2 separate regions of the Homo sapiens genome follow, and region 2 is linked to region 1. A link is a loop called in an ENCODE intact Hi-C map of the cell type or tissue named here. Cell type or tissue: dorsolateral prefrontal cortex. All regions are shown on one strand. Each heading gives the region's core, and the rest is flanking DNA. Links, peaks and the distances in the headings are about the cores only.

Region 1 (5,388 bases), core at 148-5,147:
GTGTTATTTTTGATAATGATAATTATATGTCTTCAATATTCCATCAAAAGCTTTGAAAGAGTTGCCATAATATGGTATTAAATCTTCAAAAGACTTGGCTTTCTTTTAATTTCAACAAATATTAGTAGAAAAATCCTCAAGGCCAGACAACGGGACAAGCCCCTAATTTAGTAATAAAGACAGGAAAATATTTATTGGGGGTGATATAAAATAATTTCCATAGGCCCATTATAGTAAAGAGCTCAAGGCTAGTATGAGGAAAGCATGAATAGAGTTTTGCAATGAAACTAAACTACAGGTAAAACTCCAGGTTGGAATATAAACGTTCTTTCTTATATCTGAAATGAGGGTAAGATTAAAGAAAGGCTGGGCATTGAGTTTCTGTTCTTCTTTAGCGTACTCCAGTATAAGGCAAGAAACATTCACATACATATGCAGAAAAGGGAAGGGGATTCTAACTGCAGACTCCCTGGCATCTAAGTCTCAGATATTGTTGGAACAATAGGAACCCGTCGATACCATCAGACCTATGAGCATAGTTGTTATTGCTTCCAAGATCTACTGATGTCACAGCTTGTGAGGTGTGTGACTGTGCACTTTCTAAATACGGGCTGCCCTCTTACTGCCATCTCACCCAACAAGGCTCATTGGTAAGATGGCAAACACAGGAGGTCAATAAACCCCTGCAAAATAAGATCTACATTTTTATCTCTTCTGTCCTTTGACTCTGCATGACTTGAAGAAACTGGGTAGTAGATTCTGTTGGGAAGTTTTCCAAATAGAAAGAACAAGCCAAGCAAAATAAAGAATGACCTTTCTTTCAAGAACCTTTTTTTTTTTTAAGTATTCACTTGAAAAGACACCAAGGCATCCTTCCTCTACTCTCTCCATTCCTACTCCAACCACAGCAATTGCCTGTCTACAGAAATAACCCTTAAGAAGTGGTTGGGAAATGAATGTGATGCCTGCCATCCTGGGCTGGTGCTCACTCACCCCCCATAGTCTGGAAAGTCTTGGTCCTCGTAAATCTCATGTGCTGTGTCCTTGCTGCCATGCCAATGTTCTATTTCAAGGTCTACTACTCTGACCCTACATAATAAAGAGTCATTAATTATCTCATGTTCACACTAGTCATCATTACTGGGGTCTGACTTAGCATTTCATCTAGTAACAGCATTTTAGGGATTAAACTTTCTTAGATTTACATTCCAATGGCAATATTACCATGTACTCAAAATGCAAGTAAGTCCAACTTTTAACAAATAATACTCTCACAGTTACTTAGCAAATCAAGAAATAAATATTTTAACAGCTGAAATTTTGTCTGTTACAGCTTTTTCAAATAGAAAAAAACTGTCTATTAGAAAATAAAAAATATTTTTATTATTAATTTTATTTTTTAAAAATAATGCTGTTAATGCTAGAAAGGATGTAAAAGTTGCACAACCCTTTTACAATTGTAAAACCGTTTGATTTCTTAGATGTGAAAACTTTCATAGTAATAATACATTATTTAATAAAAATGGAGAACCCAAACCCCTATACACTGTTATCAATGAGCCTGTGACTCTTGCGTGAATGAGTGAAAAACACTCTGTATTTGGAGATCTCTCTGCCAGGGATGCCTATTTCTCTTCTCATCTGAGGTCTGGCGGTTGATGGAATAGACAGAGACTGCCCAACTATGGCCACAGGGTAGGATTCCTTTGCAGAATAAAGAGAACTTGTGGACCCAAAGAGAAGAATTCCTCCTAGATCAAGCCTCACTGGAAAATTCCACTTTAATCCATGAATCAGAGGGAAAAACTGGAGCCAGCCCTGTCTGAAAGTCTAGCAGTTCCTAACCAGTGCTGAGCCTGTGAAACTCATAGTCTAGCAGGAGGTCGCTGTGGCATCAGCTGACAAGTTGAGTCTTGCTTAAAACAAATTCTGTCGGAGCCATGGTGATTTCTTGGTTCTTCCAGGACTTGGGGAGGACTTCAGAGAAAAGGCAAAAATGCTGAGCATGAAATTATTCTGAAGATATGGAACGCATGGAGAAAGAGTCCCTACTCCCCACTCCCGAAGCAGGAACTCTTGGCTTTTCAATTTCGTATTCTCCATCCAGAGAAATTCCCAAGGAGGCACCACACTCCCAGTTCTCCCTTTTTCCTTGCCTTCCCAACAGCTACACAGAACTAAGAAAAGGCCATCATTGCGAGGGTGGAAGAGAAGATCTTGAAATACTCATCATCGTGTTTTCTTTTTCAGCACTTCCTGTCCTTTCCCCTAGTGGGCAGAAGGATCCACTTGGCCTGAAGAAGAATTAGAGTTATGACTGGAAGGCCGAGGGAAAGGAGAAGTTATTGTTCTGAAGTTTTGTTTCCACCCAGGCTCAGGAGGAAAGGCAGTTCAGAGAGTTTCTGCTCAAAGATTTGTGGGCGGCCACTACCAGGAGGGCTGCTGTGAATCTGGCTGGCTCCTGTCACGAGCACAAGACTCTGCCCCCTCACTTGTTTTTTTCCTTAGGGCTGGGCAGGGGCCTCCCATGACCCATTCTCACATTGCCGCAGATGATCCTCCGTGACTCCAGAATGTGCTGAGCCCATCTGATTGCCCCTTGTGGATGGCCTTTGTGTCAATAATCCAAGACCCTTACAAAACCTACCTCCCACCCCTGGAAAAAGAAGGCTGAATCCTTGACCCCAGAGGGTGGTGTTAGTGAGGGAAGAGATCCAGCAACACTTGGTGAGTGGGGCTGGTAGATTAGGGGTGGGAGAACTTACCTCCTAACCCAGCAAACAGTGGTGTTTCTGAGAAGGACATTTTGAAACAAAAAAAAAAGTTTGTGACGCCTGCCTTTCTAAATATCTAAGGATTCTGTGAAGATGCTTGCTATGTTGATTGTGATCCAGGGGTAAAAGTCGTGTTTATTGCTGGCCTCCATTAACTGGCCTGTGCCAGGCCAGCACTGCATACTTCTAAAACATTTCATTTAAGCTTCACAACAGCCCAGTGGGGGTAGATAGTATTTTATGGATGAGGAAACAGACTCCAGTGCTTCTGATATTAACCACTAGGCTACATTACCTCCCAACAAGACTGGATGATAGAGAGTAAGGATGATACATTCCTTAAATATTCAATTTCTTAAAATAGATCTATTTTATGATAGATTCTGTTTTAAATAAATATAAAATGCTACATTTTCAGTTGGCAGTGGCAAGAGAATGGCAAGGGAGATAGATTCTTCGTTAATATTCAAGTTATCTCCTTTCCAGGAGAATTTGCTGAGGAATTCCCTTGACATATCATCAAAAGGGTAGTTCTCTGTGGGACCCTCCCACTTCAACACATTTAGTACCACAGAATGAATGGGGAAATAAACTGACTAGGTCTTAAGGCTGATTTTAGGAGATGTGAGGTATTTTCAAATTAGGTCCTTCAATGCTTTTTTTTTTTCTCCTCTGTATGTAAAGCAACATATTTCTGCACCATTTAAGAGAAAAGAAAATGAGTCAGTGTGAGCTGCCAACAGCTGGCTGACAACCTTGAGCACTGGGTGGGTTGGAAACCATCCAGACTTTGCATAAGGAGTTCATTTTGGGTTAGTTAAAAAAAAAAAAAGGCGGGAGGTGGGGGAAGGAGTTGGCCCAGATCCTGTTCCACAAATTCAGGAACAAGGAGTTGAGATTCCCTTCAGAAACTGCTGGAGGGTGGCTCTGCAGGTCCGTTTGCCAAACACTATTTGACATCTGCTTGTTTCCCTGCCTGACACAAGAAGAACCGTTAACTGTCCAGGTTTTTCCTCTGACAAGCCAATGATTCAATGCAGCAGTTGAACCATGTGAAGGTTAATTCCCTCTTTTCTCTATATCCCTTTTAGAAAGATCTATTATTTCTACAGACTTCAGATTTTTTTAAGCTTCTTTGTCTTCTTCCTCTTGAATCTTACTCACCCTCACTTTGGGTTTAGCTTATTAGGCTGAGGCTAAGTTCCGTAGCATAACAAAAAACTACACATTCATTAAAGAATTAAATCCTCTTAGTTCTCTAATGTGTTTCACCTTTTCAGAGTAGTAAAAATGTCATGTTTCAAAACAGTAATAGCCATTTTTAGTTTCAAAGTAACAAGTGATCAATGTAAAAAACATTAGACAATGCAGAAAGGTATAAAGAAAACGTAAAAATCAACTGAAATTCAACCACTGGAGAAAACTAATCACCATTAACATTTAAATATATATGCTTTCCATCTTATTTTCTTTTATTTTTCTTACAAAGGTAGTTATAAATTATTTGGTAATCTGATTATTTTTACATATACATTGGATATATTTCCATGGGACTACAACAGATCAATATCACTGTTTTTAAGAGGTACACAGTACTTCAATGTATAAATGTTCGTTGACTCATATTAATAGACATTTTTGCTAATACAAATCATGCTGCAATGAACTCCCCTGTACATACATCCTTGCCCACTTGTCCAATTACAGCAGGTCCTCACTTCATGTCCCCTATAGGTTCTTGGAAATTGTGACTTTAACTGGAACAACTTTAAGCAAAACAACATATAAGGAAACCAATTTTACCAAAGGCTAACTGATATAAACAAGAGTTAAGTTCCCACAGCATATTTCTGGTCACTAAAATATCAAGCTTCTAAATAAAGACCCCAAACACTTGTAATATTAAACATTAAAATAAATGTGAGCTATACATACATTTTTAAAAGATTAATAAAAATAAGTCAGGTCATTTTTTACCCAGTTATTCCAGTTCAGGGTCTTGGGTGACCAGAGCCTGTCCTGGGAGCTCAGGGTGCAAGGTGGGAACTAACTCTGGACAGGACGTCATCCTATCGCAGGGTGCACTCACACACCCGCCCACACCCACTCAGACTGGGGCCATTGAGACAAGCCAGTTCACCTAGCATGCACAGCTTCAGAATGTGTGAGGCAACGGGAGTGCATGGACAGAAGCCATGCAGACATGGGGAGAACGTGCACACTCCACACAGACAGTGGCCCCGGCAGGGAATCAATATTTTTTCTTGTCAATGTTGCAAGAAAATAATGTTGAATGACAGGAAAAACATTATTCTAGGACCTACTGTATTTCTTTATAAGTTTCTCTGAACAAACTTTGCTAGATCAAGTTATATATTTTTTTAAGACCTTTGATACATAGTGCCAAATTGCCCTCCCATAGAAAAGGTGTACTTGTTTAGTCAATCTCACTGATTTTGTAAGAGTGTGGTTTTTTCCTCCTACTCTTACAAATGCTGGGTGTAAGCCTTTTTTCCCAATTGAAAGATAAAAATTGGTACCTCTGTATTTCATTTTCCTTCGTTAATAACAAGGTTGAATATGTTTCTGTATGCTTACAGCTATTTATATTTTT
Region 2 (5,388 bases), core at 108-5,107, 400 kb before region 1:
GAAAAATAGAATTTATTGAAATGAAATTCATTAGTTCACAGAATCACTGGAAAGGCTGGGGAACTAGACTCAGAATGGGCAGAAACAAGAAAGGCAAGGCAGCAGGTAGGACCACATTTCATGTCAAAAATCCAGTCCAGAGAGGACTTGCTGCCCCCACTGCTGTACCCTGGATATCAGCACTTGCAGCACTTCTGCCAGAGTTAGAACTCTGGAAGCTTCCACAGCACTGCAACTCTGCTTCCCCACAGACTGCATGAGCTATTAGAGCTACCACCCTCTATCACCAGGACACATTCCCCTATCCTGCCCTTTCATGATTCTTAACTCCTGACTCAATCTGTGTATGAGTGTCTGATTGACTGAGCCTAGGTCACATGGCCACTCAAGCCACATGGGAGGCTGGGAAAGGAAAAATCTGGTATTTTCTGGAAGGTTCTGTTAGTGAAACCCTGGTTTTGCATCCCAATTAAGCCCATAACATAAGGAATTTTCCAAACATAGTAAATCAGTGAAGTTAATGGACAGTCAAAAAGAATGACAAATGTCAGCCTCCAGCCATTTTGAAAGTAGATTCTCCACCAGGCACTCTGCTTACTACGCCAGATGCATCATTTTGGAAGTCAGAAAGTCTTCTTCCAAACAATTCATCAACATATTCACTAATGTGCTTATCATCTTTATAACAAACTTACTCTCCTTTTATAGATGGGGAAATGGAGGCGTAGAGAGGTGAAATAAGTTTCCCATGGTCCCATAGGCAGTATGTTCTACAGCTGAGTTTTTAAAACAGATATTTCTGACCACAGAGCCCTTGCCTAACCACTCTACAACACTGTCTCCTCCCCTCCTGCCCCCTCTCCTGTGACAGGTTTAGGTGTAAGGTCCTTTCCTGCATACTAGTGAGACATTAGGGTCAACATAGAAATAAAATGTTCACTCTATATGGTATTTAAAATGATCATTAGGAGCCAGTCTTTTTCTGAACAATTCATCAATATAATTCACTAATGTGCTTATCAGTGATTAATGAAGACTGGTTGCTGTACATTCCTGGCAACATAAATACTGAGTCTATTACTCATTAACAATCTTTTAAGATGCTGTCTTCTTGGCTTGCTTAATGCCAGTCTGAAATGAGTTTCCAGAAATGGCATTTTAATCCATGATATATTTTCTTCCCTCTCAGCCAGGAGGACGTATTATGAAAAGAAAGTGTAGCTTTGGATAAAGCACATATATGCAAAAGCACAAATGCAATATGTTAAGGTATATTCCAGTTCTTTTCCTACCTAATCCTTTTTGAAGACAGTCATATAAACACTTGAGGGGCATGAGTTAAAAAAAGGACCGTTGCCATCTAGGTTGAAACTATGAATAAATCACATCAAATCCTAAGGATTCTAATAGTGAAGTTGTGTTTGTCAGGCTGGGAGCTTGCACTACCAAAATGGAAAAATAAAGGCAGCTTGGAAACCTATGTCAAAAAAGTATGGTGGCACAGAAACAAAGGTAGCAGGGGGAAGGGAGGTCTTTGAGGGAACAGGACAGGCAGAGGCATTCAACAGCCGAAGGTACAACCTGTGTCCAAATGTGGAAGGCATTTACAGTTGCTTTTCAGTTACATGGCTCTGTAAGACAAAGGACCACATGTCAGGTAACTCAGATAGATCCAGGGGAAATATGAAGAGGAAAATGAAGCGAAGAGGAAGAAGGTGAAATGCCAAAAGAAATGGATAGTTTCATAAAAGGAACAACCAGCCAAACAAGGTTCTCATTCACATATCCACATACTAAACTATTTTAAGCATCACACTCCTAGACAGTTACCAATAGTATATCACACTTTATTTTATGGCTATGAAAATTAAATTCATTATATAAATTTTAATATGACAGTACAAAAAGAAAAATGTTTATGTTGCCACAAGAAGTTTGGTTTAGATATTTCTCACTGTAGGGAGTGTTGTTTCTCTCTAATTGGTGCCTTGAGGATATCTGTGCATTTAATTTCCCTGAGAAGGTGATTTGGCTTTTTTTTTTTTTTTGTCTGGGCTTTTATATTGCTTCAGATTTTGTTCCAGAGTATAGAACTGCCAAGTGAAGTCACTGCCACATAACCTTGGAAGAAAAGGATGTCTTTGAGAACAGAATTCACGGTGTAACTATTTTTGCCCAAAGAAAACCTCTTAAATGTATATTGTGCAAGAACTTTTCTGGGCTCTGCTTCAAACTAAATTGGCCTAGATTTTCATGCGGATGCACTGACAAGTGTTTAAGGCTAGATGATAAATCAGAAGCTTATATCACTACAGTAGCTATTCAGCACAATGAAGACAATCCCTCCTACCCCACCCCAGGGAGAACATTTTCTCCAAACACATGATGTTTGCTGTTAAAAGAGGTCACTTTATTGAAACTCGAAGTCAATAACACGAAGACTGGCACTTTCACTTTGGCACTAACTTCCCAACATCCCAACCTGTATGGCATTATAAAACAGGACCATACTGCAACCAGATGTAAACTTTCTTCCTGTCTGGATTTGTCTACCCTTGTTCTTTGCTTCTATAGCACAGCAAACCTTTCAGTTTTTTTCTTATTACGTTGTACTTATGTAACCAAACATCCTTAGGCTCCAGTAGATACAAATGAAGTCATTTTAATCCTCATGAAATAAATGTCCTGTTCCTGCCCACAGCTGCCAGTACATGCAAATCCACTCCTCCCTCCACTGTTCTTCCTCCCATCTGCCAGTATGTATCTTTTGAGTTCCCAAGTATCTCATATGTGCTGTGAACAACTTGATCTCTCTGGTCGCTGTGTGATGTGATTTTCTTTTCTTTTTCACATCCCTCTTGTCCTTTTCCTGTTAAGCCACTTAAGAACTTTGCTTTGCTGCTGATATTAACAGTGCCTACTATACCCAGCAACATCCAGGCCAAGGGCATGTATTCCTGCAGCTCCCAAGCCAACAGTCCGAATGTCCCAGGGCTGTTTGTTCACTAGGTATTTAGTGAGTGCCCACTGTGTGGACACCGTGGCACCCTCCCCATCACTGCTCTATACTTTGCTACTGGGCCCTTACCTGTCACTACTTGGGATTACTATTTTGGAAAGGTTTTATGAATCAGCTTTTTAAATTTTGACTCATAACTCACTGAGCAGAGACTCCAAACCAGTCCAATAGCCAAGGCAGAAGAGAAAAGCATTCCACCCCTCCACTGGCCTCATCCCTTTCTTCTCTATCAGGAGCTCTTCCAGGCAGAGCAACAAAGGGAAAGAAATCCTTATTCTTTGCCTAGAAAATGCAAATCAGTGCACATTTATTCATGCAAACTGATTGTCAGAGAGGTGATAAACCTTCTAGTTTTACCAATAGCTAAGCTCTCAATCCTAGTCTTCATTTAGCTATGACATTCTGCTATCCTATTCTACTGATATCTATGAACATAACAGAATATATTTCTTAGTTTCCTACTAGATTACCATTAACTTAAGAATGTTTCAATTTTACACTCTCTCTGTCCCCACACAATACTTAAAAATAGTGTCTTATAAATCATTTTTAATTGATTTGATGATGACTTTTCATGTGTAATCCTAGAAATCTTAAGGGATATGACCCAATGTCTTTACAGAGTCACAGTCACAGGAAACACCAGTTTGCCTGCATAACTTGAGAAAAAACTTATATATTTTTACTATTGGCAAAATATTGGCATTTTGTATCATGCATTCACTATCCAGAAACTTCCTAGATGTCTTGTCTTGGTATCACTCTTATCAAAGTCTCATATGTATAGCAATTACAAAAACCAAGCAAACAAAATCTCTTGTTCTCTTTTTATGCCACCTAGCCCTTGGGTACCACACTCCCATCTTGTGAGACCTTATTCTCTGCCCCGCGTTCCTTCAATTTCTCACACTGAAAAAGCCGCTTGTGAACTATAGTTTCATCTCTCATTTTCATCACTTTTAAAATGAGAATCATCATCAGAGAAAAAAATCCAGAAGCTGACCTGGAAATGTCTATGATAATGATACAGTAATAATTTTTCCTCATTAAACATACAGCTTGTTTTTTATGTTCATCTTTTTAATGTTTTATTATTTTTAAAACTTAAAAGCGAAGTCAGAACTGAAAAAACTCTCTTTTTAGATAATGTTAGCAATTTTCTCTGAAGGAGAAAAGTTCTGACACAAAGCATGAGTGTGGCTATAAAACATGTTTTTCTGCAGGATCTCAACAAGCTATTTTTGTGATATTTTTACCCTTTTAAGATCTTATAAATTCAATCAGCATAGAATTATCAGAGGGAATCTGAGAACAAATTTTAAATGCATTCAACTAGTGTTTAGGAAAAGAAAATGAAGAGCAAGCCATTTGAATACTTTTCTGCACACTCCTCCATATTAGCTGCTTGTTTTGGTCATCTTTGCTGTGTAACAAACCACTGCAAAATTTAGTGGCTTAAAAATAACTCTTTCCCTTTCATGACTCTGTGAGTTAACTGGGATCAGCTGGGTAATTCTTCTGCTCCATGTGATTCCGTTTGCAGCTACAATCATCTAATGATTCAACTGATCTACAGTGTCTAAGGTGGCTCAGACATGTCTAGGCTTTTGAGAGGAAAGCTTAGAAAGCTGATGCCTTCTGTCTACCTTCCTCCTGTCCATCTCAGCTGGGATACTCAGATAGCTGGGGCTTTTTTTTTTTTCTTTCTCTTCCTACATAGTCACAGGGTCTCTCCTACTCTACATGTGGCTTCTCCACTAGAACCTGCATGGTGGCTCAGGGACCCCCAAAACACAAAGACTTGGTCACAGACCTTCCACATACTCCTAGTTAAAATAATACACAGGGTGAACCCAGATTTAATGTGGAAGGGAGTAAACGCTAGAAAATGTGATTCGTTGGAAGCCATCGTTGGAGATGAGCTACCACATTATCCCACCCCCCACAACACACAATTACCAAAACTAATGTGTTCTTTAATAGTAAGTATTTTCTTCTGTCTAGATAATTGATTTAATCTGATCTATTTTTTAGTTGAAAATTTTCTCATAGTATCCAAAAGTCTTGTTTTAGAGTGGTTATTGACTTTTTTTCCCTGAAATAATTAAAACTGTGTGTATTTTCCTTTAGAAATACTGATACTCACAATTTTAGGTGATTTAGATAGTTAGAAGCATGAAGTTAAAACCTATCTAACAATCACTAAGAGTACTATCCCAATAAAATAAAACTGAATGTTCTTAGACCTAAAGACAGAAAGCAGCATTTCTCAAAATATGTTTCATAACATTGGTACTGGAGGTTGTAAATGCTAGTATGTGAACATGGAGTTTGGAGGAAACTCTGGATTAAATAAAGTTAAGGAGATT

The links. Hi-C counts contacts between places; a loop is a spot of excess contacts. Peaks named below come from ENCODE experiments on the same cell type or tissue, not always from the same donor. Only the 100,000 strongest peaks of a DNase experiment are listed, where the experiment ranks them.
Region 2: a loop joins it to region 1, with 5 times the contacts of the local background. A loop is called at or near these places in 1 of 110 quality-filtered maps.

Annotation. Positions count from the first base shown.
Region 1 is chr12:67,454,952-67,460,339 of GRCh38, reverse strand. The region is part of intron 4 of LOC105369812 (a long non-coding RNA gene); the gene reads right to left. Among named protein-coding and RNA genes, the nearest start is that of LINC02420, 15 kb to the right of the region's middle. In dorsolateral prefrontal cortex, for the core only: CTCF peaks have their summits at 2,023 and 2,239; no DNase peak of the experiment used is centred there.
Region 2 is chr12:67,850,247-67,855,634 of GRCh38, reverse strand. No RefSeq gene overlaps it. Among named protein-coding and RNA genes, the nearest start is that of LINC01479, 76 kb to the left of the region's middle. In dorsolateral prefrontal cortex, for the core only: no CTCF peak of the experiment used is centred there; no DNase peak of the experiment used is centred there; H3K27ac peaks cover 1,374 bases.